Regions from separate parts of the Homo sapiens genome. Here regions 1, 2 and 3 are each linked to region 4. A link is a contact called in ENCODE Hi-C or POLR2A ChIA-PET data. All regions are on one chromosome and are shown on one strand. Each heading gives the region's core, a stretch centred on a gene start or an enhancer-like site at or near the end of the contact. The rest is flanking DNA. Distances are from core to core; before and after follow the strand shown.

The links. A loop is a pair of places that touch in the nucleus more often than their neighbours do. ChIA-PET counts read pairs that join two places held with the same protein, here RNA polymerase II (POLR2A). Pooled maps may share reads with other maps.
Region 1: a loop to region 4 is called in a pooled map, with 7 times the contacts of the local background. The contact joins the promoter of CENPF here to the promoter of ATF3 in region 4. A Hi-C loop is called at or near these places in 1 of 168 maps with a recorded cell type or tissue (naive thymus-derived CD4-positive, alpha-beta T cell), 1 of 37 single-sample maps with no recorded cell type and 4 of 50 pooled maps. POLR2A ChIA-PET finds 5 or more read pairs at or near these places in 1 of 52 experiments (PC-3).
Region 2: a loop to region 4 is called in a pooled map, with 10 times the contacts of the local background. The contact joins the promoter of SLC30A1 here to the promoter of ATF3 in region 4. A Hi-C loop is called at or near these places in 3 of 37 single-sample maps with no recorded cell type and 17 of 50 pooled maps.
Region 3: a loop to region 4 is called in a map of CD4-positive, alpha-beta T cell, with 8 times the contacts of the local background. The contact joins the promoter of PROX1-AS1 here to the promoter of ATF3 in region 4. A Hi-C loop is called at or near these places in 1 of 168 maps with a recorded cell type or tissue (CD4-positive, alpha-beta T cell) and 5 of 50 pooled maps. POLR2A ChIA-PET finds 5 or more read pairs at or near these places in 3 of 52 experiments (Caco-2, H1 and WTC11).

The regions. Positions count from the first base shown.
Region 1 is chr1:214,599,853-214,607,415 of GRCh38, forward strand. CENPF (centromere protein F) reads left to right here and starts at 3,343. Exons shown (of 20, transcript NM_016343.4): 1 at 3,343-3,469. It also overlaps the pseudogene ABHD17AP3. RefSeq lists a silencer at 3,237-3,446.
Region 2 is chr1:211,575,724-211,582,841 of GRCh38, forward strand. It overlaps SLC30A1 (solute carrier family 30 member 1), which reads right to left and starts at 3,438. Exons shown (of 2, transcript NM_021194.3): 1 at 2,268-3,438; 2 at 1-566. The coding sequence starts at 2,889. RefSeq lists silencers at 2,068-2,417, 2,918-3,227, 3,468-4,027 and enhancers at 2,528-2,637, 2,610-3,111, 3,112-3,611.
Region 3 is chr1:213,983,319-213,987,792 of GRCh38, forward strand. It overlaps PROX1-AS1 (PROX1 antisense RNA 1), which reads right to left and starts at 2,835. Exons shown (of 6, transcript NR_037850.2): 1 at 2,751-2,835. It also overlaps a transcript of PROX1 not described here. RefSeq lists enhancers at 135-821, 822-1,507.
Region 4 is chr1:212,605,415-212,612,599 of GRCh38, forward strand. It overlaps ATF3 (activating transcription factor 3), which reads left to right and starts at 3,347. Exons shown (of 4, transcript NM_001674.4): 1 at 3,347-3,516. RefSeq lists silencers at 1,439-1,618, 3,009-3,218, 3,839-3,978, 3,989-4,168 and enhancers at 2,015-2,972, 2,973-3,930, 3,669-3,728.

The DNA of each region.
Region 1 (7,563 bases), core at 2,093-4,592, 2.0 Mb after region 4:
TTGTTTTAAAGATAACAGATTTTCAGCCAGGTGCGGTGGCTCACATCTGTAATCTCAGCACTTTGAGAGGCCGAGGCCGGCAGATCACGAAGTCAAGAGATCGAGACCATCCTGGCCAACATGGTGAAACCCTGTCTCTACTAAAAATACAAAAATTAGCTGGGCGTGGTGGCGTGCGCCTGACGTCGCAGCTACTCAGGAGGCTGAGGCAGGAGAATCACTTGAACCTGGGAGGCAGAGGTTGCAGTGAGCCGAGATTTGCCACTGCACTCCAGCCTGGCGACGCAGCAAAACTGTCTCAAAAAAAAAAGGATACAGATTTTCAGGCCGGGCACAGTGGCTCACACCTGTAATCCCAGCACTTTGGGGGCTGAGGCTGGTGGGTCACTTGAGGTGAGGAGTTCGAGACCAGCCTGGCCAACATGGTGAAACCTCGTTTCTACTAACAATACAAAAATTAGCTGGGCGTGGTGGTGCGTGCCTGTAATCTCATTTACTCGGGTGGCTGAGGCAGGAGAATCGCTTGAACCCGGGAGACAGAGGTTGCAGTGAGCCGAGATTGTGCTACTGCACTCCAGCCTGGGTGACGGAGCCAGACTCCATCTCAAGGAAAGAAAAGAAAATTTCAGAATAGATAAAAAAATAAAATCGTGTAATTATAAAATATTTACAGTTCTAATAAGATGAAAAATAATATGAAATGAAAAGTAAACTGCTGCTTAAAATAATAGATTATATTGTCTTCATGATGCAGCTATAGAGACGGCTCTCATTTATTGAAAGTACTCGTGGGGTTTTTTTGGAGAAAAATAATTGATGAAAAGTAGTATCGCAACTTATTTAATCAAATCTGAAAAGGAAATGGAATGTGAGGGGAGATATGATGATTCCTTCAGGGGATCATGAGATTGAGAAAATATTTCTCTTTAAAGGGAAATATTTGAGCAGTTTAAGTGCTACTAGGAAGACTTAGGAAGGTAGAAGCAGTTAAAGATTCTTGTTTACAAGTGCATAACTGGGAGAGTGAAGTTCCTGAGAAGCAAGTTGCCTCAAAACACAGTATGATTGTTCAGTTTTAGGAGTAGTCAGAAAGACATTTCCCATGGTTGTAACAGGAAGAAAGGAGGTAAGAATGGGTATAGATTTTCACACATTTGTAGATTTGGGTCTCAGAAAGTTGAAGGTGTTCCTGTCAGAAATCTTATGTTTTCTGTGAACTAGAAAATAAAGTCATCTTCTGAGAGTAAGAATGGAGATGGTTGTTGCAGCGGATTAGAGAAATCCTGAAACTGGGAGAAAGGGCTGTGGAGCAGCATTGAGGCCCAGCTAGACATCCTACATTTAAAGTATTTGCACAGTGCTGGGATTTTTTTCCAGCCCCATTCTGCAGCAATAGTGCACCAAGGGATGATATGGACATTTGCACACATACAAGTTTGGGAGATAGAACAAGAGGCAAGGGAGTTGAGGACACTGGCAAAAGAGTGATTTCAGTGATGAACCTGCAGTCTAATCTGTAGAAAAGATGGGAAGACTCAAAGACACTGGTCCACAAGCAGAATATCGAGGTAGTGGATGAACAATCCAGAGAGAGTAGACTGGCTAACTGAGGGAAAGGACTTAAAAAGAGAAGAGCAGAGAGCCAAAAATGGACCCTTAGAGAACATCTGTCTTTGGTTGGACGGGATCCTCCCCCTACAAAACAAACAAACCAACCGGGGGAAAAATAAAGGGAGGGGAAGGGAAGCATAAAATTAAAGTCAGAGAAATATCACAGGAGTTACTAGAATGGTATCCATCCTATTTCCCTTGTTCAAGAAATGAATGTATTTCTTTATTGTTCATTGTAGAAAAACGAAGCACAAGGCTTGACTATACAGTGGCCACTCAATAGATATCTGCTGAAGAACGAATGAATGAATAGTAAATGCAAATTTCTTATTCAAACCTTAAAAATATCCTCTATTATCTGTCTTTCTAGCTGTTTATTTTTCCTTAAACAGCCTATACATAGTTGAATAATTACTCTGGGAAGCAATGGAATTGTAATTTGTGTTGAAGCCAGACACAATTTGGTTCAAATTCTAAAACTACCAGACACTAGACTGATCATGGCAATGTCTGACAAAAGTTTTCCTCCCCTACCTGCTCTCTCCCCTCCCTTTGGGGATTCGAAGGTAGAAGATAGTAAGAACAAGGCCTTTCCCCAAATAGCAGTTTTATCTCCCAAGATGATCTGGATTTTAAATTACTATGTGCAAAGTTACTAGGGATGCAAAAATGAATTAAAACAGATTTTACTGTAAAGGAATTTTTGAGTCTGATGGGGGAGTCAGACGTAGACATAAATACAAGACAAGACACGGCGAAAATCCTAAACATGAAGTTTGCAAGTTCCAGGAAAGGTCTAGGAAATAATTATCTCTAAGGAGTGGGTGGGATTAGGGAGGTTTTATAAAAAAAGTGACACTTGAATTGGGTACTGCAGGAACAGTCTAATGAAAGGTAAAGTCAGGGGGCTGGAAAGTTTGGTACCTATTGAGGCAGACAACAGCATTAGAGATCTATTACTTTAACAATTAATTGTTTTGCTTCTGCCTTTAGAAGCTTATTTATAGTTTAATAGGGAAATAAAACGAGTATATAACATACATAGAAAACTAGTGGGCTTCACGAAAAGCATTACACCCCGTTTTGAGGATTCTTCTGAATTTTAAATTCTGATGCAGTGTCCTCCCCCCACGCCTTAATCCCGGAAAATAAGTGTTCAGAATCACGTCTTAGAAATATGAACCATAAAGGACAGCATTTAAGAGCGACATCCTGCATTGCGTAGATTCAATTTCAAATTACTGTACTTAGCTTCTATGAGCCTGTTAACTTTTTAATAAAATGAGGATAATACTTTCCTCAAAGAATTGTTAAGAACGACACCGGATAAAGAATGCATGACAAACACAGCACCTAGTATCTATGTCCTAAATTTACGTTTAATTAAGTAGATTGGTACGTGCAGTTTAAAAGAGGTTTCACCAGGCAGCACAGTTCCCCTGGCTGTAGGCGATAGACCACGCCTTCCTAATCAGCGGGCGCATTCCCTGACTTTTGCGGAAATAGCGGTCCAAAACCGCGTCTAGCATTAGCAAAAGCACGTGGTCTCCGTCTCCCCGCAACAACAAAAAAGAACAGTAAACTCCGGCGCAGGCACCTCCAGTAGAGGGCTTGTTTTTAAAATCCATCCGAAAGGGCCAATCAGACGCGGCAGTCTGAGTGCGCAGGCGCGGATTGGTCCGCAGCTACTTAGAGTGACCAATAGGCGTGGAGGTAAGTTTGGTTGAGACCAGAAGCGGGCGAATTGGGCACCGGTGGCGGCTGCGGGCAGTTTGAATTAGACTCTGGGCTCCAGCCCGCCGAAGCCGCGCCAGAACTGTACTCTCCGAGAGGTCGTTTTCCCGTCCCCGAGAGCAAGGTGAGCGTCCTGACTGGGTCCGGATCCTGGCCCTGGCGGCGGGCGGTAGGCGGCGGGCGGCGTGGGGGTGCCGCTGGCTTTTTGCCGGCGGGTACTGGGCGGGGAGGCCTCTGGGATCACTCTCCCGGCCCTGTAGGTGCCGGGGACCGCCCCCTCCCACCCGACCGAACTGGAGAATCCGCCCCGGGATGTGGTTCGTAGGGGTGTCTGCGCCCTTCTGCTCGGGTTCAAACTGGTCTCGGATTAGTGTCCCAGACCCTACTCGGTCACGGACTCACACTTTAGGGGATCATTTTCTTCCTCCGTAAAAGAATTGGAGATGACTAGGTATTTCCAAGCCGCCTTCCCAGTCCCGTAACCAACCTTATTGAAATTCAGGCCCTGGTCCTTTGTTTTATTGAGTAGATGTAAGCTTGAGTTTTGATCTGGTTGGCGACGTGGGGTGCCTATGGTTAGTTACGCGAGCATTTCTCTTTCCCCTCTCTTCTTCCTCCCGTCCACATTTTTTTTTTTCTTTTTTTAAATAGAGATAGGCCTCCCTATATTGCCTAGGCTGGTCTGGAACCCCTGGGCTCAAGGGATCCTCCCGCCTTGGCCTCTGTAAGTGCCAGGATTACAAGCATGAGCCACTACGCCCGGTCCTCCCTTCCACATTTATTTGAACGCGCCTGTGTGCCCGGCTCGGCTGTGTAATGAGGACCCAGAAATAAAAGGCATGGGTCGTGTCCTTGAGCCTGACCTAGAGGAGAAGGCAGGGTTATCATTCTCAGACCCAGCCTTGGTACAGTGCACGGGGACTCTGGCTTTTTGGAGGAGGTGGGGAATTCTGACAACGGGAAAGCAGTGGTGGAGGTGGGGCAGGAGGAGGTCACACAAGAGCTTCCTTGGGGACTAAGGGACTGGGTAGTTCGGGCATGAAGAGTGCCCTCCACGTATTTAAGAGATAAAGATACAGCATTTTCTGGAAAGGACAATAGTCCTGCAAGTCCTCCATGCAGGAACCTTCATCCAGGGCTTTTCTTCACTCCCCACCTCGATTCCCTGTTCCTCAAAAGTAAACTTCTGGGTTTATTTTTTTGTTCTTTTGCCCCAATGGCCCAATACAGGTGGCTGATAGCTGATCCCTTAATGGGCCAAAATCTGCTCTAATCACAGTTAGCTTGGTCTACATCTATATTGTTCTCTATCTTAGACTTTGGAATGGAAAAGCATTCAGCTTGCCAGTCTTCTTTATGTTTATTCCCCTCATTTTCTAATCATCTTTCTAAATTGCTCCTTTTTATATTCTGTTGGCTATAGCATCTTGATGTAATGATTTCAGTTGCTGGCTGAATTGTTTAGGGCAATTACAGTTGTGTGTCTCTGGGTACAGTTCTTTGACTCCTGACAAACTAGATTGGAATGGAGGATATTGAGACAGGGTCAGTTGTCCTTTGTTGGTTGAGAGGCATGTGACTCCTTTCAGTAGTTTTGGGATAAATGGGAGTGGAATACAAGATGCTGTGTTCCAAGAACTGAGAGCTAGAAAAAAAAACAAAACTGGTAGCAAAACACAGCTTTCCAGGGCTTTGATATCCAACTTATATGTTGTCTAAGACCTTTGCTTCTCCCTCTTAATTTTTTTTATTGTTCTTAGTACTTTCATGAACTGCTTATTGTTTTGATAAAAAGTTTCATTGATAAAATCGATTGAAAAAAACCATTAAAATGGCCGTTAACTTTATTTAGTAAAAAAACAAATTCTCAAACTCTTGCCTAAGTAACTGGAAAATGAATGATTTTTCTTTTTGTTTATGTTCTGAAGGCTAAAATAAAGGAAAGTTGCTATATTTTCTTCCAGCTGATTTCTATTTCCTAAGATGTGGCTGAGAAGGAGGTAGGCCACTTCACCCTTTGTACCATAGGCTGAAATATACAAGTGAAAAAGTGTTTTTAAAAAGTATGTAATAGCTAACATATATGGAAAGCTTACCAGGAAAGCTTACTGTTTCTAAGGCCTTAGGAAGTCACCATCATTATTATCCTCATTTTACAAACAAGGGAAACAAGGCATAGAGCAGCTAAATAACTTGCCCAAGGTCATACATCCGTAAGTGCCTGAGCTAGAAGAATCCGCTTTGTTTTTTTTTTTTTTTAAATTTTAAATCTTTAATTTCTGTTTTCACGTATTTTCTTCTTGCTTCCAAAAGGAAAGGAGTGCGTAGCTCTGTTGCCTGTACATCGTCCACAGCCCCTGGGTTGGAGCGGGGTCCCCTGGGCCGCCCGGGGGTCCACATGCAGCCCCTGGGGGGCCGGCGCGGGGTGAGGTCCGGGGGCTGCCTTATTGCTGAGGTCTGGCCGGTTGGTGCCGCCGCTAGGCGAGCTGGCTGGCAGCTCCTGGGAGATGAAGCGACGCAGGCCCTCCAGGTACTGGCTGTAGAGCTCGATGTCGTTGTGCCTGGTGCCCTCCACCCACAGCGGCTCCACCGCCTTGGGGCAGCGCTCGTAGAGCGCCAGCCCGTGCGAGAAGTCGATCACCTCGTCCTCCGTGCCGTGGATGATGAGCACGGGCGACGTGATCTTGGACACCTTCTCGATGTTAGGGAAGGCGTCGAAGCAGTAGGTCTTCTTGGTGTCGGGGAAGGCGACGCGCATGCCCGAGGTGAGCGGCGAATGCAGCACCACCGCGGCACACTCGTAGCGCGAGGCCAGGTCCACGGTGGGCACCGTGCCGATGCTCTGCCCGTACAGGATGATGCTGTCCGGGCTGATGCCGTACCTGGAGGCGCCGGAGCAGGGTCAGCCGCGGCCTCCGACGCGCGCGCACCCTTCCCGCCAGCGGGCGTCCCCGGGCCCAGCTCCGGATGCGACCCTCCAGTCTCCCCACTCAGCCAAGTCAGTGGGTCAGGCCCAGGCTCCACACCAGTCCCGAGGGCCACCCCCAGCCCTCAACACCGCGGCGGTGGGCGAAGCCAGCGGCCCCACCCCGTTCCCTGGCGCTGCCGTTCCCTGGCGTTTCCTAGCTAGGATCTGTAGGGATCCCGCCTACGGAGTGGCCCTGGGGCGGAGGTAGGGGAGGCCCTGGCGCCTCTCCTCCTGATCACCCCTAGGTGCACACTGGGAACTGTGTGCCCCCCACATCCTGAATGCTTCACGCCTTCCTGCCCGGGTTAGAAAGCCGTTCCTGGTGCACTGGCCAGGACAGCGGACACTCTTCCTCCCTGCAGCCCTTGCCCACCCCCTTGGCCATGAGGAATTCAGGCAGCTGTGTCCCCAAATGTCTCCACCCAATTTTGGACTCTCGGAGTCCCCACGCCCAATGAGATGCCAGTGCAACCCAGGTCAGCATCGAGGGTCGTGGCTGCGGAGGTGGCACCCCCTCCCACCAGCACCTTCCCTTGGGAGTGGACAAGTCCTCGGCCACCTCAGCATCACCAGCTCCCACCCAGGGCCACCCCCACCCCCAGGTCACTGGTGTGCAGCCCGTGACCCAGCTGATCCAGCACCAGTTACAAGGCCTCCTCGTGCCCAGTCCCAACCACGCGGGACCCACCTGCCACCCTGCCCATGCCGGGACCCCACAACTCTCCTCCCACACGCTCCAGGCTCTGATCCCAGGCAGATGCCCTCTTGCAAGGCAGGAGCATGGGCAGGTGTGCGTCCCCTCTGCCTGGCATTCGGACTCCACCAGCAGGGCTGTCCCCCTCCCTGGCCTGGAATCCCAGCCTCCTGGCAGCACTCCACAGCTCGCCACTCACCCATGCCCCAAAGGATGCTGCCTGGCTTGTGCCTGTGGCCCCAGCTCTGCCTTAGCCTCCCTGGCCTGCTCCCTGGCAGCCATGGTCAGTAGTGTGCTGAGCCAGCCCAGCCCTGTCACCTGCTACCAGGCAGGAGCCCCCAGCTGCCACCTGGATGTCACCACTCAAACGAACAGGACACATCCCCAGTGGAGGCCCTGGGCATGCTCTGGCCTCCCCCTCACAGCTCTGGGCCTAGGTTCCTGCAGGACAAAGTGGCAGCAGGACAGATGGCCGAGCAGACAGAGCTCAGAGCTGGCCATGGCGGGTGTGACTCTGCCAGTGGCCCAGGCAGTAGAGACAGGAGGGGCCGAGGAA
Region 2 (7,118 bases), core at 2,188-4,687, 1.0 Mb before region 4:
GTATGATGTTGGATCTTCACATTTTATGTGAGCAGTGGCAATGATTCTGCTTCCAGCAAGTTGCCAAACATGTAATTCATGAACTTCCTCAACTCCTTCAACATTTCGAAGTTCTTTTATCAAATTTCTGATATCAATTTGTTTAGGAACAGTTTGTAGAAGAATAAGAGCAGATTCCTTAAGTAATGGATAGGTTGTGTAAAGAAGTATACAAACCATTACAACACAAAGAGTTGGATCTAAATATAGCACCCAGCAAGGACCAGCCTCATAAACTGATGCATGAGTACTATTAATTATTTCTACAAATGCTTTGCAGGGGTCAGGGAAACATGGATTCACACAAAAATCCCCTTCAGAACAACCTTTCCAAGAAAAGTAAAAGACTAAGGCATTTACTACTACAATCACTGAACCCAAGGCATCTCCAAGGACATGCAGAAAAACTCCACGCATGTTAAGTTGTCCAGCCCTATCTTCTTCCAGTTCCATATGGTCAGGTTCTCTGACAAGATTTCCATTCACTTGTACTTCCACTGTATCACCACTTCTGGGGTTTTCTGGGTCTACAAAGAAATAAAAATTTTATATCAAATACATTTAAAGTGTTTATATAAACATCCTTGTCTAATTCTTTTTAAGTGGTGATGAAGGTGAAAATTTTTTCAGAAAGTACAATTAAAAAAATGTGCTCAGAGCAATTTAATATAAATTGACATTCTGGGAATGAGCCAGGACATAATAGCCAGGGCTAAATTAAGTCATTGTGATACTGCTTCTTCACCCTCCTAACCACTCTCCTGCCTCCTCCTCTCCAAAATAGTGTATATTTTCTATGGGGGTGGAGTCCTGCAACCATTCTGCTATACTTTATGGTATATACAAAGGAAAACATAAAATTGAATGCTAACACCAAAATTAAATGCAGCTAGGAATAAGTCTACTAATACAAAATACCTGATTTGACACTCGGGCACTCTCTAGTCACTCTTTGTCACTGAGGCCAATTGCTTGAGAATAAAACCAATTTTAACTTTTAAACTTTTATTATGAATATAAAAGTTTCTTGGTAGGGGGGTTTAAAAACTGACAAATCAACAATAAAAATCAATAATCACAGAGATTATTAGAAAAATTGAAACTAAATGACTACCTGCCCTACTAACTTTTAAATCAAAAGTATTGATCTTTTCAAAAAGTATTGATCAAAAGTATTCAAAAAGATAAAAAGTATTGATCTTTTGAAATTACACACCAGAGAAACTTAATTTTCTTTGGAATAACACCTTGCCGAGTGGAGTGAGAGGAAAACCAATTACTTATTAAACCTTTCCAATGTACAACTTGAATTTCACTAACTTCATATTCTGCACTCGAAAAGGAAAATTATGTAGCATAATTTATAATGATACAAGGTAAATAAACGTAAGTGAAGGAAATAAGACCAAATTGTTAAGCACCATTGAGCTTGGGTAGTAGGACACTGGTTGAGTCATTTCCATCTCCTTTCTTTCAACATTTATTTTCAAATTTCCTTCAAGAGCACTTAATGTTAAATATAAAAAGCATCCACTAAAAATATAAGATGAATAAATTACCATCACTTTTAGTTCAGTACGATTATGAAAAGTCCTGGGAAAATGTTAAACATGCCCAGACAGGTCCTAAATCTATGATTTCCAGGATTAGGGATCAATTAGCTGAAGCATACACTGCTGTTCATAAAAGAAACCTTTAACCAGGGTTTACACGCTCTGAATGCATATTATGAAACGGAGTTCAATGGGCATAAGAACTACTTTGGCAGAGCAAGGTTTCCAGCACCCAACTACTGGGGACGAATTGGGGATTCTCTCCGTTTCCCAAGAGGGCCAAGGAATTGAATTGGGAAGCATTTCTGACGCTGTTATAACCATAACCAGACAAGTCTCCAGCAAAGTTGCTGCAGCCTGTAAAGACAGCCAAGTGCGGGTGTGGACTGCAGCGGGATGATGATCACCTCCTGACCCTTTTTCTTAGGGTCTGACCCACAGCCCCCACCTACAAATATGCCAGACGCGTCGCCGGCTCCTTGCACCCGACTGAGGGGGTTCTGATTTCCTGGAGCAGCAGCGGGGCGTGTGCAGGACGGGGAGGGAGCAGGCAGGGGCGGCGCGGCGCAGGCCCGCTCGGGCAGCAGGGGGCGTGCGGGCCACCCCGCCGAAGGCCAGGCGAGGCTCTGGGCACCCCAAACCCAACCACCTGCGGCAGCGACTTTCCCGGCTCACCTGCGGGGTCCAATTTCAGCCCGTTGGAGTTGCTGGTATTGGCCACCAGGGTGTTGGTCTCCTCCTGGTCGGGACCCTGCTCGCCCGGGGCCACGTTGATGTCGCTGCTCCCGGGGCGGGTGCTCTTAACGCGAGGCCCCTTGGGGAGGCCGTGGCCGTGGCCGTGACCCCCGTGCGAGTGGCCGTGGCCGGAGTCCTGGCTGAAGCCGCTGTGATGGTGGAAGAGGCAGAGCCCCAGCACGTTGACCAGCAGCCCGGCCACGCCGACCCCAAGGACCACCAGCGGCTGCTGCATCTCGTGCGGCTCGATGAAGCGCTCGATGGCCTCCAGCAGGATGGCGAAACAGAGGCCAGTCAGGAAGATGGCGTTCACCAGAGCCCCCATTACCTCGGCTCGGATCCAGCCGAACGTGTTCTTCTGGGTGGCGTGGGTCCGCCGGGCGAAGCGCTCGGCCACCAGCGCCACCACCAGCGCCAGCACGTCCGACAGCATGTGGAAGGAGTCGGAGAGCATCGCCAGCGACGAGGTCACCCGGCTCACCACCACCTCCAGCACCATGAACATGAAGGTCAGCGCCAGCATGCACAGCAGCCGGCCCCGGTTCCGACCCCAACACCCCATGGCTGCGGCTGCGGGGCCCGCCGAGCCCGGCCCGGAGACTGGTGCAGCGGCGGCGTTGGCGGGACGCGGAGGGTCGGCGACCGCGACACGGAGGAGCGCCCGAGTCGGGCCGTTCGGGAAACCGCTGAGGGGCCCCCGCGGCCGCACGGGGACAAGCCCGGGTCAAGCCGCCGAGCCCCGCGCCTGTGGGCGTTCTCCGCCAGCCGGCGGCGCCGCGCCGCGCAGCTCCTCAGGCGTCCGTCCTCAGAGCCGGCGCCGAGGCCCGGCTCAGCCTCAGCAGCCCCCACACCCAGGCGGCGGCGGTGGCGGGGAGCTGGGCTCCCGGAGCCGGGGTACCAAGAGCCGCAGCCGGAGCAGGAGCAGGAGGGCGGCGGGCGAGGGCGGCAGGAGAGGGCGACGGGCAGCTTCGCGCCGAGAAAGCTCCGAGCATCTGAGGGCTCTGCTTGCTGGTCTCCTCTGCGGCGGCTGGACTGAGGAGCGGATGGCTGAGGAGCTAGAGAGGCGGCGGCCACGGCAGCTGCACTCGGCCCGGTCTCGGGCGCCTTCTTCGCCCCCCCGCCTTTGCAGACGGTTTACAAAAAAACTTTGCTTTGCACTCGGAACCCCCGTTTTCACACGGACCCGAGCGTGACAAGGCCTTGCCGCCCCGCCCACCAGGCCCGGCACGCTTCCCCATTGGTCAGGACCCCCTCACGACAGCCTCGGCGTCCCGCCCAGCCACGCTCACTATTGGATGGAGCCTCGGAGGGGCGGGAAGGGGGCGGGGTCGCGGCTCCAACAGATAGGGGCGGGGCCTTTTCCTCCCGGAGCCGGGCGTGGGCCGGGGGGCCGTGGCCGGGTGCAGCGGCGGGCGAATTGGGGGCGCGGGCCGCGTGCAGCGGGAGGGGGAGGGGCTGGCCGGGTCCCCTCGGGTGTGGCGGAGTCCTGGCCTGCGGACCATCGCAACTCCCAGCACACCTGCGGGGGCCGGGCTGCAAAGTCTGCAAACAGACTTTGATCCTCCGAGCCCAGTCCACGTGGGGGCGGGCCGCGCGGCGGCTGTGTGACAGCTCGGCGGCGGGGGAGGGGCCGGAGGGGAGCCCCTGAGCGCGGGGCCCTCGAGTACTCGGTCCTGTCGGAGGAGGCCGACAGACGCATAAACAAGTGCGACTGTAACTTGGGACTCTGCTGGACGCCGAGCTGAGGAGTTAGTCCTCCCGAAGGTCTGCTAGGGGCGTGGACCGAATCTTTGTACATGTTTTGGGAAAGCCAGTTTCTCCTATCACCATCAACCCCTGGAGACCTTGTGTGAACTCAGGTGTCTGTCACTGATTATCTAAGGACAGTTCAGGGTACAGACTTCAGGCAGGAGAAACCTGGGCTCTGCTCCTTGCCTTGTCAATAGCCAGCTGTGTGGCTTTGAGCAAGTCACCTAATCTCTCTAGACCTGTTTCCCCATCTATAAAGGACTGGACAAATGCAACTCTGAAGATCCCCGTCTGACTCCAAAATTCTAAGGCTCTATGATTTAACATTTATTTATAGACTACACACGGTGGAATCTTGTGCTGGTTGCTATGGGGAGGTGGAGGGGCAGTAAGAATACAAAGGAACGAGTTTCTGTCCAGGTGGAGGTAAAATATAAACACGACATTTTAAAATTACGATGGAATACTCTTGATAAATTGTGCTATTTTAGACTGAATACATAAGCACTGTGTTGTGGGTGGAGATGAGTTGATCTGGAAAGGAACAGCTTGCCCATCTAAGGTGGGGTGGTGGCTGGAATCAGAGTGGCTTAAGCTGGACCTGAAAGGCCTCACCACAGCCCCTGCGCAGCAGAAGGACCTCCCCACCCACTGCCCTAGATTACTACTGGACAAATGCAGTGCCAGCTATTGCCTGGAGATGTGTATACAAGGCTTGTTTGGAGCTGTTATTTTGCATTGTTTTGGTATTCTTGTAATTCCTATGAAATTTTTTTCACTTGTATGTAGTGTGTTTCTAGTCTCCCCATCCAGACTGGAGAGCTGGATCCTCACCTTCTGTTTCTGTTTTGCTGGAATATAAAGAATGGAGGAAAATTTTCAAGACATTATTAAGGAAAAAATGATAGAATTTGATGATTAATTGGGTATTGGGAAGGAGGAAGCTAGGTAGGAGAACAAAGATAGTTATAATGTTTCTAACCTGACAAGGAAAATACTGCCTTAAACAGGTGAGGAAGTTGGGAAGGGAGGCCAAGAAGCTGATTTTTAGGAGAAAATATGAACTCCATTTTTAATGTGCTTAATTTGAAGTGAAGTCTGGGTTTGGGCAGTGCTAAAGGGTGGATTAATGGGTTTAGGACTTCCATAACTTCCTCTCCTTTGATATGGATGAGTGACAGTTTTCTGATCATCTGTAAACACAGCTTCAAACATCCTATCAACTAGCCCCTCATATACAGAAATTCGGAAGCCACTTATGGGTCAAGATATCCTCATGGAAATGGCCTAGAGGCAGTTTGAAGACCATTTTGCTTTCTACTAAGGGCTGCTGTGCCTCGCTTTATTTAAAAAATACATTCCTCCAAATGCGAAGATTTGATACCCAAAGAAGAACCAATAAGAAGATGTAAAAGTCAGTGATGCTTGCAAACACAATAGCAATCCTTCAATAACTAAACAGACTAAATTGGGAGATTTTTAGACCCATATAAAAACAGGTTCAACTCATAGCCGCTTCTGAAAACCTACTTTGTGCCTGCATTTCAGCCATTTCCCAGACAATGTGCTTTATTCCCTCCTGGTGGGTGGTTGGGGGCGGGGCAGAGGGGGCAGGGAGTACATTTTCCAGGTTCTAGAGAAGTTATAATCATGTTCTCTGGAGAGAGTAATATTTACCACACAGCAGAACACTTCAGTCAGACTTTGTTTCCCTCTAACATTGTGTAGGCAAAAGACTTTGGTACCTCAACTCGAGCTTTTTCCCTTTTCATCTGGTTGTCCTAGTAGAGTGTCAACACAGGCAGGAATAGATTAAAATGAAGGGACACTATACTGTTATTCACCAACACCCCTGGAGGCTGTGGCCCTGGGTTGAGTAAGACGGCTTGGCTTTCTCTTCTTAATGTTTGAGAAATCTCCTGATAACTTGCTTAGTATCCAAACTGACTAAACCCAGCATACTTTAAAGATGAGAGAATAATGCTCTTTTTGGAAAAGAGACTGCCAATTTGAATGAAAGTCAAGGGCTTCAGACAAACTGCAATCTCAAAGCCCTCTGGACCTCTCCTTGCTTTTAATGAAAGTTTAAAATGATCTTGTAAGATTCTCGTAAAAACTGCTAAACACAAACGTACTTCTGAATTTTGGTAATCAAAAATCATGAGTGTATAAAGCTGTACCTTGCTTGGAAAGATAAAATAACAAAACCCTGTGAAAACCACATTATATTTGACTTTGGCTGACAGTAAATCACTTCTAATGTTCAATCTTAAAACTGATGGGGAAATCTCTCAAAACATAAATGAATAATTATTACAAATATGAAGTGAAATCTCTACCAACAACATGAAGGCCAAGGTTTGATTTCTCAGCTGCTCTCAAAGGAACAGGCAGTGGAACAAAGAATAAACAACTGACAATGCAGCAATAAAGCCCAGAAATAGCACTAAAGTCTCAGAGGTGTGAGGGAAACCATATGAAAGAAATGGTCAGAGCAGGAAACCCACGTAGCAGCAAAGGGGAAACAGGAACAGTGCAGAGAGTGAAACTGTACAGTAAGAGGCTGGGAACAGTCACTGAATTTTTATATTTGTTAATTTAAAGAATAGGCCGGGCACAGTGGCTCACACCTGTAATCCCAGCACTTTGGGAGGCCTAGACTTGTGGATCACCTGAGGTCAGGAGTTCAAGACCAGCCTGGCCAACATGGTGAAACCCCATTTCTACTAAAAATACAAAAATTAGCCAGGCATGGTGGTGCATGCCTGTAAAACCAGCTACTCGGGAGGCTGAGGCAGGAGAATCGCTTGAACCAGGGAGGCAGAGGTTGCAGTGAGCTGAGATAGCACCATTGCACTCCAGCCTGGGCGACAAGAGCAAAACTCCATCTCAAAAAAAAAAAAAAAAAAAAAAGAATAGCAGATGAGGGCTAGCAGCAAAAGGAACTTATTTTTCTTGGAGGCTGGAAACTGGGTCTAAGTTCTCCAGTTATGCCTGGAAATTCAATCTAGAAATAAAGGCACTGCTATCTATACAGAAACA
Region 3 (4,474 bases), core at 1,585-4,084, 1.4 Mb after region 4:
AGGAGGTACACAGGCACACCAGGAGGGACAGGGCCTCTTGGGAGGCGGCTGAGGGCGTGAAGGCAGCAGGCGGCCACACATCCGAAAGGGACTCCCTGCGAGCGGGATCGAGCGCTTAAAACCCTGCCACAGCTTGGAAGTGTAGCGGTGCCCAGAGGCTTTGCGTAACTTTGCCCACTGCGCCCCCGCGTGCAAAGGTGTCCCCTTCACACTCACACCCTCACCCCATCTCACTCCCCTTGAGTTGCGGCCCGAGACTGCCTTTGTACTTAAGCGACAGCAAAAGATATGTGGATTTGAACCAAAGATGGTGGGCAAGAGTGTTGTAAATTGTGTAAATTCCACTCGCGGGAACCCCCAGATACGTAGGGAGAGCACCCCTTTCTCGCCGAAGGCATCCCCTCCGTTTCTCTCAGCCTTTGGGTTTCCAGCTTCTTCGCTACTATGGACTGAAGAAGACAAAGCACAGCCAAATCAATGTTTTGGGTGTTTTTGTTTTTGTTTGGTTTTTTTAAATCACGGCCTCTCCAAATGCTAACCCTCAAAACGATGGGTGGGGTTGGAGAAAGGCAAGTTATGTCAGGGAGCACCCCTCGGAAGGCGCGCGCGCGGCCTGGCCGGTTCCTCGCCGGGCTCTGGGCAGCCGGGCGGAGTGGCTAGATTATGTAAGTAGCAGCCCTCCATGTGCTCACCACCATCTGTTAATATCTTGGTATTGGAAAGTTCGGTGCCTGAGGCAAAGCCAGGGTTGGCGGCGAAGAGCTCCCAGCCTACACTTCACTACTCCAGGGCAGGGAATGTACTTCCCTTTGATTGTTTTCGCCCACTTCCATAAAATCAAGTAGTAGTGTGTCCCTTCAATCACTGACAACCTCCTCATCCCCGCGGGTGTGTCTTTGTGGGCGAAGAGTGATTTTCTTCGAGGTCAACTTATTGTAATTAGCCCTTTCGATGAAATTATATTTTCATGACAATTCTGCGCTCCTTAAAGCAATGTGGCAGACTCTTATTTGGGAGTGGGTTCTTTATCATTTTAAAAATTACTTTCTTTCTGCCAGCACCCCTGGATCCAAATTCTTGTAAGGGTTATATTTCAACTTCTTTGGAGTGATTGGCTTCTGTTTACTTTGAAAGCTGTTGGTTAAACAAACATCACTCAGGAGGCTTCTAAGCAGTGGGGTTCCCAGGAGAGAAAACGCTGCAGCTGCTACTTGCTACTGATCTTGTGGCATTTCACTTCCCCCCCATTCAGAACAAATCCAGGTTGGGCTTGGCGTCACACTGAGCACAGGAGATGAGAGTGAGAGGCCGTCAGTCAGTTTTGCCTCTAGAAAGCTTGCAGCAGGCAGGCCTGCACCCTGGGGTTGGTTTTCCTCTCTTCCCTTCTTCAGGGTGCTGATAGTGATGGTGGTAGTGGTGGCGGTGGTGGTGGTGGTAGCGGTGGGTGGCTGACCTGGAAGTCCTTAGGCACCCTTTTCCAAAATCCACGTCCACTTTTGCCTCTCAACTGAATCTGGTTGTAATTCTCAGAATTGGTTTGTTTAGGATCTGATAACAGTTGTTTGTAAGGTTTTAAATTACTTATACACACTGTCTTCCCTCCTGCCCCCACCTAACAGCTTTAAGAAAGAACAGGAGGCGTGAGCATACACCGAGCAAATGTCAAGGCGAAGTGTATTTAACCCAGAACCAGATGCATGGGTGATAACTGCGAGTTTGTCTAAGAACACACAGATCACCCTTCAGATAAATAAGTAAATGCAACCTGCACGGATAGAGTGTGTTACAAGACCGGTCAGAACTTGCGTTAACTTCTAAGTTACTGGGGTTGTGTTGGAAGTGGGGCGGAGGGAGGAGTTGTCTTAACCCTAGGCTTGGCGGCTGGTTTCAGAGATGGAGCCAATATCTAGGCGACTCCTTGTCTCCAGGCTTCTCCCCTATCAGAAAACAAAGCGGGAGTCGCCCGAGATAGGGGGCTCGGGCCTCAAGTCTTGTCCAGGGCAGCCCGAGACCCAGGAGAATGCCGCAGCTCTAGCAAGAGAGGTTGCCAGGAGCCTGGCCTGTACGCCTCCCCGACAGTAGAGGACAGGACACGGGACAGGGCTGCGCCGAGGCAGCTCACGGAGCTGGGCTGCGAACCGATCTCGCTCGCCTAGCGTGGCGCGCGCTCCTATTTCAAGTCGCCGCTCCTGCGCCCTAATGCGGGCTGCGAACCGCCGCGGCAGAGCGTCGCGAGCCGGGAGCCTCTGCCGCCGAGGCTGGGGGTGGGAGAGCTTCCTTGTTCGGCAAGCGGGTTACCCCGACTTCGACTCAGGCCTGCTTTTGCCCACGGCGTGACACAGGACTTACTGGGGTTCTCAGGGAACTTTTCCCGCCGCCAGTTCCCGGGCGTGGTGTGTGCAAAACGTGCATTCAAGCGCTATGTGCAATTGACACAAACTTGTGGGCTAAAGTGCAAGCCATTTTTTTCGCGTTTGAATCTTTTTCTCTGTCCCTGACTCCTTTCTTCCCCCTACTCCCCCCTCCTCCTTCTCTGCTCTCCGCCCTTTTAAATGTCAAACTGAGCAGATGGTTTTAAGGTGTGGAAAGGTATATAGCCCTTACTCCTACCAGTTTATTTGTGGGCTGGCGCTAACTTATATGTACAAACCAAGATTCTTAAAGAAAACTAGTAGGACGAAAAATAAGAAAGAAAGTAGCTTTGATCCATTCTCAGATCCCAAGTTTCCCCGCTCAATACACCCGCTTACCTCGAAGGGACCCAACCAATAGAAGCATTATTCCGTCCTGTATCTAATGGGCATGTTGATTATTTCTGCTCCCAGCCTCAACTGTCACATCCCGGTTAGAACACCTGATACAACAGTCAATAGTTGGAGGTGTGAGTGGTGCGTGTGCGCTCCTCTGTGTTGCTTCCGTGATAGACGCGTGGGGGGAGTGTGTGGGGGCGGCAAAAGGGGAAAGAAGAAGGCTGGGGATGCTCCCGCAATCTCTTTTCTTATCGCCGACACCTAACCTGACCGACCTAATTTTTTTTCTCCTTTTCACTGTTTGAAATTCGTGCCAAAAGTTTCCTGCCGGGATAGACTCGGACATACTAACATCGCTATTCTTATTCAAAGGGAGGGCTTAATATCCTCTTTACGGTTTGGTGAATTTGAGGCTGAAATTGTAAATTCCCTAGGAAGGAGTGTGTGTGTGTGTGTGTCGCAGAAGACATTGGTAGTGTTTGGCCAGTGTACTTGTAACACACCTCATAAATACCCTGTTGTCACGACACAGCATGATTCAACCTTTGATCTGATTAAATTTGAGGGACACACGAAGACTACTTGTCCTCCTCCTACTTACAAAAATGAGTGTCTAATAGACTATGTATGAATGTTTCTGCTTCGCAGCTCTTGCAAGTCCCAGCTTTTATAGGATCTTTAGGTCATAAACGCGGCTGCTTTATTAAAAGCCGTTTACTGTGCCCGGTGAAAGGGACGTTCTAGCTGCGGCTGAGGCTCGCTTGCATTTGTAACTTGCAAAGCCCAAGGAGATCTTTAAGAGCCACATTATCTAAAGAAATTTTGCTGGTTATTTTTCAAGCAAGAAATGTCAAACCAAAGTAAATTTTCTAGGGCTTTATTTTAGAGCCTGCGATTTATGCGTTTGAAATTTCTTGCCTAATAAACTTTAAAGTTTGTTGCCCAGGCGTCAAAACTGTGTAAATCCTGTATTGAACAGCTATCTTTGGTCTTTCTGGGGCGAGTGAATTAGTGAAGGGTAATCGCCAGATGTTTGCAACATATATATTTTTAAAGGCTGCTTTACCTACAATCCAACTAATGTCAGAGGTAACCAAGGGTAAATATTCCTCTTCCTGATAATTTGGACTGGAGATAAACTGGGACTCAGCCAATGTTGATCTTCGTCTAATAACAGATGCAGCGGACCCGATGTGAAACCTCTGGCACCTATTATTTTAATACCAAACCTACCTGTATTTTATTGTCCACCTCCCCTTTAAAAGGAACCAAGGGTGACACGTATCCTTGACACTACCTATGATCGTTTAAAAAGTGGAATGATTTGCAGATCCCCCCCTCCCTCCTCCTATGCCACCCCCACCCCTAAAACCCCCACTTTTTCTCCCGTATACTTTTCCGTGCCTTCCTCCACCCAAGTCGGAGGAGCGCTCACTCGCTCGGCCACTCGGCGAACTCGATCAGCTGTATCTGGGAAATGAAAAAAGAAAAAGAAAAAAAAAAAAAAAGACCTGCGTCCTGGAAGAGCTAGTGTGAGCCGGGCGCCGCTCGCGCCGTCTCCCGCTTTGCATAGTGCCCGCAGATGGCTCGCTCCGGCCCAGGCGCGGCGATCCAGTCGTCCCGAAGCTGTGGCAGGGTGGGGGTGGGGGTGGGGGCCGGGGATGGAGGCCGGGGAGGGGGAGCGCAGGGCCCCTCTCCCCTCCTCTCTTCCCAGCCCCTCACCC
Region 4 (7,185 bases), core at 2,097-4,596:
CTCCCGTTCCAAAGCGAAGAAGTAGGTTGAGCCAGGCAGACAGAGCTGCTAGTACTCTGCCGCTTCTCTGGCAGATCTTATCTTGTGTTTCTAGCATTCTGGGCACGAATACAGTCTTAGGGTTTAGAGAACAGAGTAATGGGGCAGAGGAATGTGGGAAGGGACTGTGCACTGAACTAAGAAACTGCTAGAACCTTTAAATATCTCAAACTTTTTTGTTTTTTCTTTTGCGTTTGGCTCCCTGCAATGTTTTTCTGTTTAGATTTGGTTGCCACGAGTGGGCTGTTTTTAGTTGCCTAGTTCCTTCCCCTCCCCTTTTAATTTTTTCCCTTCCTTTTGCACATGTCCCAGCATGAAGTCTCCAACTCTTATCTCACTCAGCAAAACATACCAAGGCTGATCTGAATGTGGATTCCCCAGGCAATTCACCATCATAAAACCTCAGCAATCTTCAAGTCTCTGCTTAACCCTCTTTCATTGAGGATTAACCCCTGAAATCACCCTAGCCAGGGCTTCCTTCTAAGGCGAGACAGCCATTCTTTTGTTTGCATGGAGAAGAGTTTTGGTGTGGAAAGCTTTTCTGTCCCCTCCACTTCATGGCACTGCCTGTGTGTGTGCTGAGAGTGTGCACACTGGACATTGGTGGCATTAACTGAAGTCAGGGTAAAATAAGGATGCAAAGGACTCAGATGTTGATCACTCTCCTGTGGCAAAGACCTCAGGGGCTCTGCCTTGCTCTGTTCTTTTCCAGTCTCTCAATTCAGCAGGCATTTCACGGTTCTCCTGGGGGCTGAGGGGAGGGAGGCAGGCAGGAGTAGTTTTCGTTTTCCCTGGGTAAGAGTTTCATTCAAGTGGGAGTGGACTTAGTTCTCTGTCAAGATTCTTATCACTTTTCGGGTTTAGAATATCAGGATCAGACTTCCGTGAACAGCTGACAGCATTTCTATCCAACTTGGAGATTCCAAACTAAGAGTAATTAGAATGAAGCAAGATTGATAAAAAGAACTGGAGGCACAATGGTAATAAGAATAACCCGACCGGGGTGTTGGGGGCTTCTCCCCCCACCCCAATTATCCTTCCCTTGCATTGTTTTGTGGAGGACGGTCTGGCTGTTTGTTTACTTGACGCCCTAAGTTGAATTTCCCCTTAAGGACAGGAGCAGATCTCCACAGATCTGGCTTGGGTGTTTTAATGGAATCATAGTTCAACCTGTAAACTGGTCAAAATTTCTGTTTCACAGCAGAAAGAGTAAAAAGCTTCACGTGTTCTCCCTCCTCTCCTTGCTTCACTTTATAATGGTGCTATTTATTCCAGAACAATCTATAAGTAGATAAAATAGCTAAGTAGAGATAACAAATAACTTCATTCAAATGCAAACACTCCTCCACCTAATCCCGCCCGGTGTCCGCCGGGCTGCTCCGACACGCCCGGGGTTTACCTGCGCGCACTCCAGCGGGAGGGCGGGTTGTGGAGGTGTGCTGAGCGGCGCGCGGGGGTGAGGGCGTGGAAGCGGAGGGTGGGGCCCGGAGAGCCGTTACCAGGGCGAAAAGTAAAGCGAAAACACCCGCCCTGCACTTCCCGCGCGACGCCGCTGGAAATCGGTTCAGGTCCAGAGCAGGATCTCGGAGGATCCCGCGTGGAACTCCAGGGCTCCCGGGTCCGCCGGGGCGCAAAGACTTCCGAGGCCGCCCTCCGCGTGTTCCCAGGCCCGTGGAGAGGTGGGTGGTCTGAGTGAGGTCGGGCTTGGCGGCGAGGAACCCCGGTGGGGGGAACTGGGGACTTCAAGTGAGACCCAGGCTCCAGACACCTCTAGTTTCTACCCCAAATTACCAAACTGTGACCTTCGGCCGCCTCTCTCCCAGAGGCAGGTGGAAAGGAGCAGGTGTTTCTGCCCTTCACCGTGCCCCCACACCCTGCGGCCGCGCAGGTCTCCCTCCCAGGCAGGTGCGAAAGTCCCAGGCCACACTTGTGTCTACAAATAGTCATCCACGGGCAGTCAAGAAGGTTCCTTGGTTCTGCCGCTCTCTGAGCAGAAATTGTTGGGGTCGGGGAATAAGAACCAGGAAATCGTTTTTAAGGTTCAAACCCAGTTCTGCTGAGGTCTCAGCTCGAATCTCGGACCACGGGGCCCCGCCTTTCCCGCCACCCTGGCTTGAGGGCAGAGGGGATTTCTGCTGCGGGTTCCGCCTGTGGTCATTGCGTCCCCATTCCGGGCCGTCCGGTCCCAGTCCAATCGGCTCTGGGAGCAGAAGAACACGTGAAAGCTGAACATGGGTTTTCCCTAAATATTGCCTGAGAGCGGGGCGACCCCCAGGCCTGGGCAGGTTCGCGGACCCCAAAGCACCTTCTCTTTCCCCCTCCTCCTGGCCGCTGGCTTCCGCCCCCTCCTACCCTCCCACCGGGTTGCCTCTGATTCCTCCTGGACTCCGATCTTTTCACGCTCTTGTTGGTTTCACTGACATGTTCTTGTCAATTTCAAACGCTTTGTGATTGTAAAAAAAAAAAAATCGAACCGATACGGTCCTACCACTCGCCCTAGTTTCGGAGCCCGGAGCTGTCCTGCGTGTGCGTCCATGTGGAGTGTCCGGGGCTGCGGGCTCGGGCGCACGGTGCCAGCCGAGGGCTGCCCTCCGCTTTTGTGTTAACCGGCGGGCTTCTCGCGGTCCCCGCCGCAGAGGTCACACCCGGCGGGTAACGGCGTGGATACACCGAAGGGTGACTTTGGACACCTTCCCCACACCACAGACTAACGCTTCTGCCCCTACTCCGCCCCTGCTAGAGAAGTAGGAGGCCAGTGGGGGAGGGGGTATTTTCCTGAAGCTCCAGAAAATGACCACGCATTTTAGAGAAAGGTCGTGCCCGCTTCCCAGCCTCACCTAGTCTGGGCTGGGGCCGGGACCCGCCTCCCCACCTTCCCCGCCCCCCCCGCTCTTCAACCTAGCGGAGGGACAGATGCCAGCGCGGTGGAGTCATGCCGCTGGCTTGGGCACCATTGGTCATGCCTGGAACACGCAGCAGCGAGTACGCACATCTGGCGGCTATCCCGGGCGGCTCCGGTCCTGATATGGAGAGAGAGGGCGGGCTGGTGTGTGTCTCAGTGAGCGAGGCTGGGGGAACGCGCCTGGGCTGGCTCCTCCCCGAACTTGCATCACCAGTGCCCCCTCTCTCCACCCGCCTTCGGCCCCGCCTTGGCCCCTCCTCCACCCCCCTTCCTCCGCTCCGTTCGGCCGGTTCTCCCGGGAAGCTATTAATAGCATTACGTCAGCCTGGGACTGGCAACACGGAGTAAACGACCGCGCCGCCAGCCTGAGGGCTATAAAAGGGGTGATGCAACGCTCTCCAAGCCACAGTCGCACGCAGCCAGGCGCGCACTGCACAGCTCTCTTCTCTCGCCGCCGCCCGAGCGCACCCTTCAGCCCGCGCGCCGGCCGTGAGTCCTCGGTGCTCGCCCGCCGGCCAGACAAACAGCCCGCCCGACCCCGTCCCGACCCTGGCCGCCCCGAGCGGAGCCTGGAGGTGAGCGCTGGAAGCCGAGGGAGTGAGCGCGACGAGGGCTGCTCGCCTTCATTCCCTTCGCGCCCCTCTAAGTAACCAGTCCGCCGACCCCTGACCCACCCCGGATCCGCGCCCCCAGCCTCCGGCTTGGAAATAACTCTGGCTTAAACTTCTTCTAAGCCACCGCTGCTCCTCGGCGCTTCGAAAAGTTTCCCGCAAAGCGAAAGAACTAACTTTCTCTTTTGACTTGGGGCGCGAAAGGTTCCTGGTGACGGAGGTCGGGCGTCCACTCTGCCGCCAGCCTCGAGCGCCGCTTCTCTCCGCCGACGGCGCTGGCTTGCCCGGCTGGGAGAGGGCGTAAGGTGGGTGGGCGGGTGCGTTGGGGTGTCCGAGGCTGCCTCGCTCGCCGTCCCGCTCCATCCCTCGCTTCGAGACACGGCACTGTGGGAGCCGATCCTTCCCGGGTGGGGGGGGGGGGGCGCAGAGAGGCACGAAGGCCGGAGGCTTGCGGGAGGGCTGCCCCACGCGCCGAGAGGAATGAATGGGGAAGGGGCGAGAGGGCGGGAGGCGTCCCGGGCGCGGCCGCTGGGGGTCGCCCTGGGTACCCCGCAGCACTGGCGGCAGGACCGTGAAGGCAACCCCGAGAAAAAGTTAGCTGGGATAAGCTTGGAAGTGGCGAGCGCTGGTGTCGCGCTGTCCCGGGGCGGAAGACGGGGAGGGCTCCCGGCAACGGCTGGTGTCCGGACCCCGAGCCCGGGACTCCCACACACCTGGGACTCTCACTCTGGCTTTTCCTTCGGCGGGTCCGCGGGAGACCCACCGTGGCGGGGAAGCGAGGGTGTGGAGCCACTTGTGCAGATATTTGAGAGAATGGCTTTGTGGTCTAGTGCCAGGACTCTGAGCGCTTACACTGCAATCGATGTCGTTGGGCCTCAGTATGCGGAGCCGGGAAATAAGGGCACATGGGCAGTACCGGCCCCCTCTGCGTGTTGGAGGGCACAATGCAGTGGTTGGACCAGATAACTACTAAGGTCCTTTCTGTCTGGAGATTTTCAGATTTTGGAGTGGTGTAGTGGGGAGAAAAGGAGCCAGTGAGGGGACTTGAATGGGGTGGGTCTCTATCTAATGTCATTCACCAGTGTCCAGACAGTGGGGGAAAGGGGACTTTTCTGCAGGGCATCTTTTCCCTCACCAGCTTTCTTTCCACTGGATTCGTTCTCCTTCTCTGCTCCCCCCACTCCCATTTTCATTTCTCATCTACTTCCTTTCCTCCTAAACATTTTCTTTTCCCTAATTTCATTGCATAGGTCACATATGCTTTCTTACAAATAAAATAGTTACTAAATCCTTGATGAACCCAGAAAGAAAAGGAGAGCCAGAAAATCTGGATGTTCTCTCAGTGTACCCCTTTCGTTGTAGGTGACAGTCATATCTTCTGTTCGAAGTTTCTGTCTCTGTAACTTAAAGTGAAGGCAAAAAATTGGTATTACTGTCCCCATTGTTTTGCAGTTAGCATTGGTTGTAGAATAATGCTACAACATACAGGCTCCTGCTTTGAGGATATCCTGGGCAAAGATGGGATGGGGTGAGGATTGCAGTTACTGTCGGAATGGTTTCAGAGACAGCAAAGAAGGCAGCACCCCACGCCCGCAGTGGGGATAAGATACAGCACCCAGCATCTGTGGCAGTGATGGGAGCCTTCTTTTTCTCTCTCTCTTCCTCCTTGCCCTTTAGCCATTATAGAATTCCTTTTTCTCCATGGCCGTTTTCTTCGATAGCCCCTCCCTATCTCAGTCCTGTCAAAGTCTCCTCTGTGATTGGTACCAGGTGCCAGGACTCTTGACCCCTTATCTACCTGGCTAATGGCTCTGTTCTCTGGTTGCCTTGTTGGTTGATCCCTTGAGGCGGTCGATACCTATTGGTGATGGAGCAAAATGAGCAGTCGGTGGGTGTTCAGCAGCTTGGCATGGGCTGGGCCACTCACCAGCTTTATGACCTCAGGCAAGTCATTTTTACCTCCCTGGACCAATGTACTCATTATGAAATGAGAATCTGACCTAGATGATTCTAATATTGAGAGGGTGTGATTTCCATTAGATAGAGTCCATGATTCCTTCCTTTTTAAAATTGGCTGGGCATGGGACAGGGCCAGTGGCTTCGAGTGTTTACCCAGCCAGGGGAGGAGGAAGGACATAGCCAAGATGCCTCAGAAGCTTTCCAAGGGAGAAATGGTTTATATGTGAGAATTGGTTCTCTTTCAAATATGTAATGCAGAAATGCTGGCATCAGCAAATAGTGGGGTGAAACCTACCTGGTCTGTGAAGAACTTGGGGTCAATGAGAGTACAAAAGAGGCTCTGACTGACCTGAATGTCTTGAAGGTTCCAGTTAATTCCTCACTAACAGGGCTTTATTGAATTGATAACAACAGAATGAGTTTTTCCTGAAATGGAGAAGATGGAGTCACAGTAGTAATGACTACCCGGTGTGTATGTAAATCTCATATGTCCTTCTCAACAGCCCTTTGGGGAAGGCAGTTTTGATCTCAAATTACAGAGGAAGAGAATGAGAGGCCCAGAAAGCCTAAGTGATTTGTTGGTGGATGCTCAGCTTATGAGTGGCACTGATAGGCTTAGAAACATTGTCTCTGGCCCTTGATGCCCAGCTTTGCACCTCTTCAAGAGGTCTGGGAGGAAGACCAAGATATGAAGAGTTAGTGAAAGGCCAGTACTGGCTTCCTAGTAACATAAGATGGTTAGCAAGCAATGCTTAGTGGAAAGAGGATGAAAATTAAAAGTGAAAATTCAATGTAGCTGTAGCTACTAGGAAATAAAAATCTGGGAGCTGAATTTCCAGTTAAAGGAATACATGAGTAAACTTTCACTTTCTTGAAAATGATGAAACTGCCAATGATACAACATGATTTCTGATTGGAAATAATCAAGCAGAAACAAAATGCAAGTTCTTGGTAGCAAGTCTGAACAATTTTATGATCAGCATAGAAAGTCAACTCTGATCTGAGGTCCCCAAACAATTTTTTTCAATGACCGGGATGTTTGAGGATCTCAACTTTCTGAAAAATTGTGTGAAGATTTAACTTCATTTCCTTGTGGGGACACAGCCGTAGTCTAGGCTGAATCATACCTCGAGAGACTGAGTAAAGGAATAACTAGAAAGTATCCCGAGAAGTTAAGCTTTAGCCTAGTGCCGAGAAAACCCAAATCTCGACAGATACATCTGTTTTATTTTCTGAAAGGCTTTTAACATTTTTACAACCATTTATGTCCCCAAGGAAGCCCACCCAATGCTTTTCATAAAAGCATTCCATACCACTGACATTCTTCAGCTTCTTTCATTGGGACTGCTGACTTTACATAAGAAGAAGGGTAGGGGGCGGGAGTCATAAACAGCAGACCCCAAGCCCTGAGAGCTCATTAATAAACCTAGTTGGATGGCAAAATGGAACTACACTCTACTGCAGTGGAATTCAAAGTCCCCGTGTAGAAGGGAGCCATCCAGGCCTCCAAACAAAGACCAGCCCAGTGGCAGCTCTGAATGTCATCCCCGAATCACTGAGTTTTTAATAAACTTGGAAAGGGAAGGGAAACATGAATGCATGGGAGAATCTTAAGCCTCTGGCTTTAGAAGGCTAGTTTCTCAGAGTTTATTGCCTGACAGCGACAAGTATCCT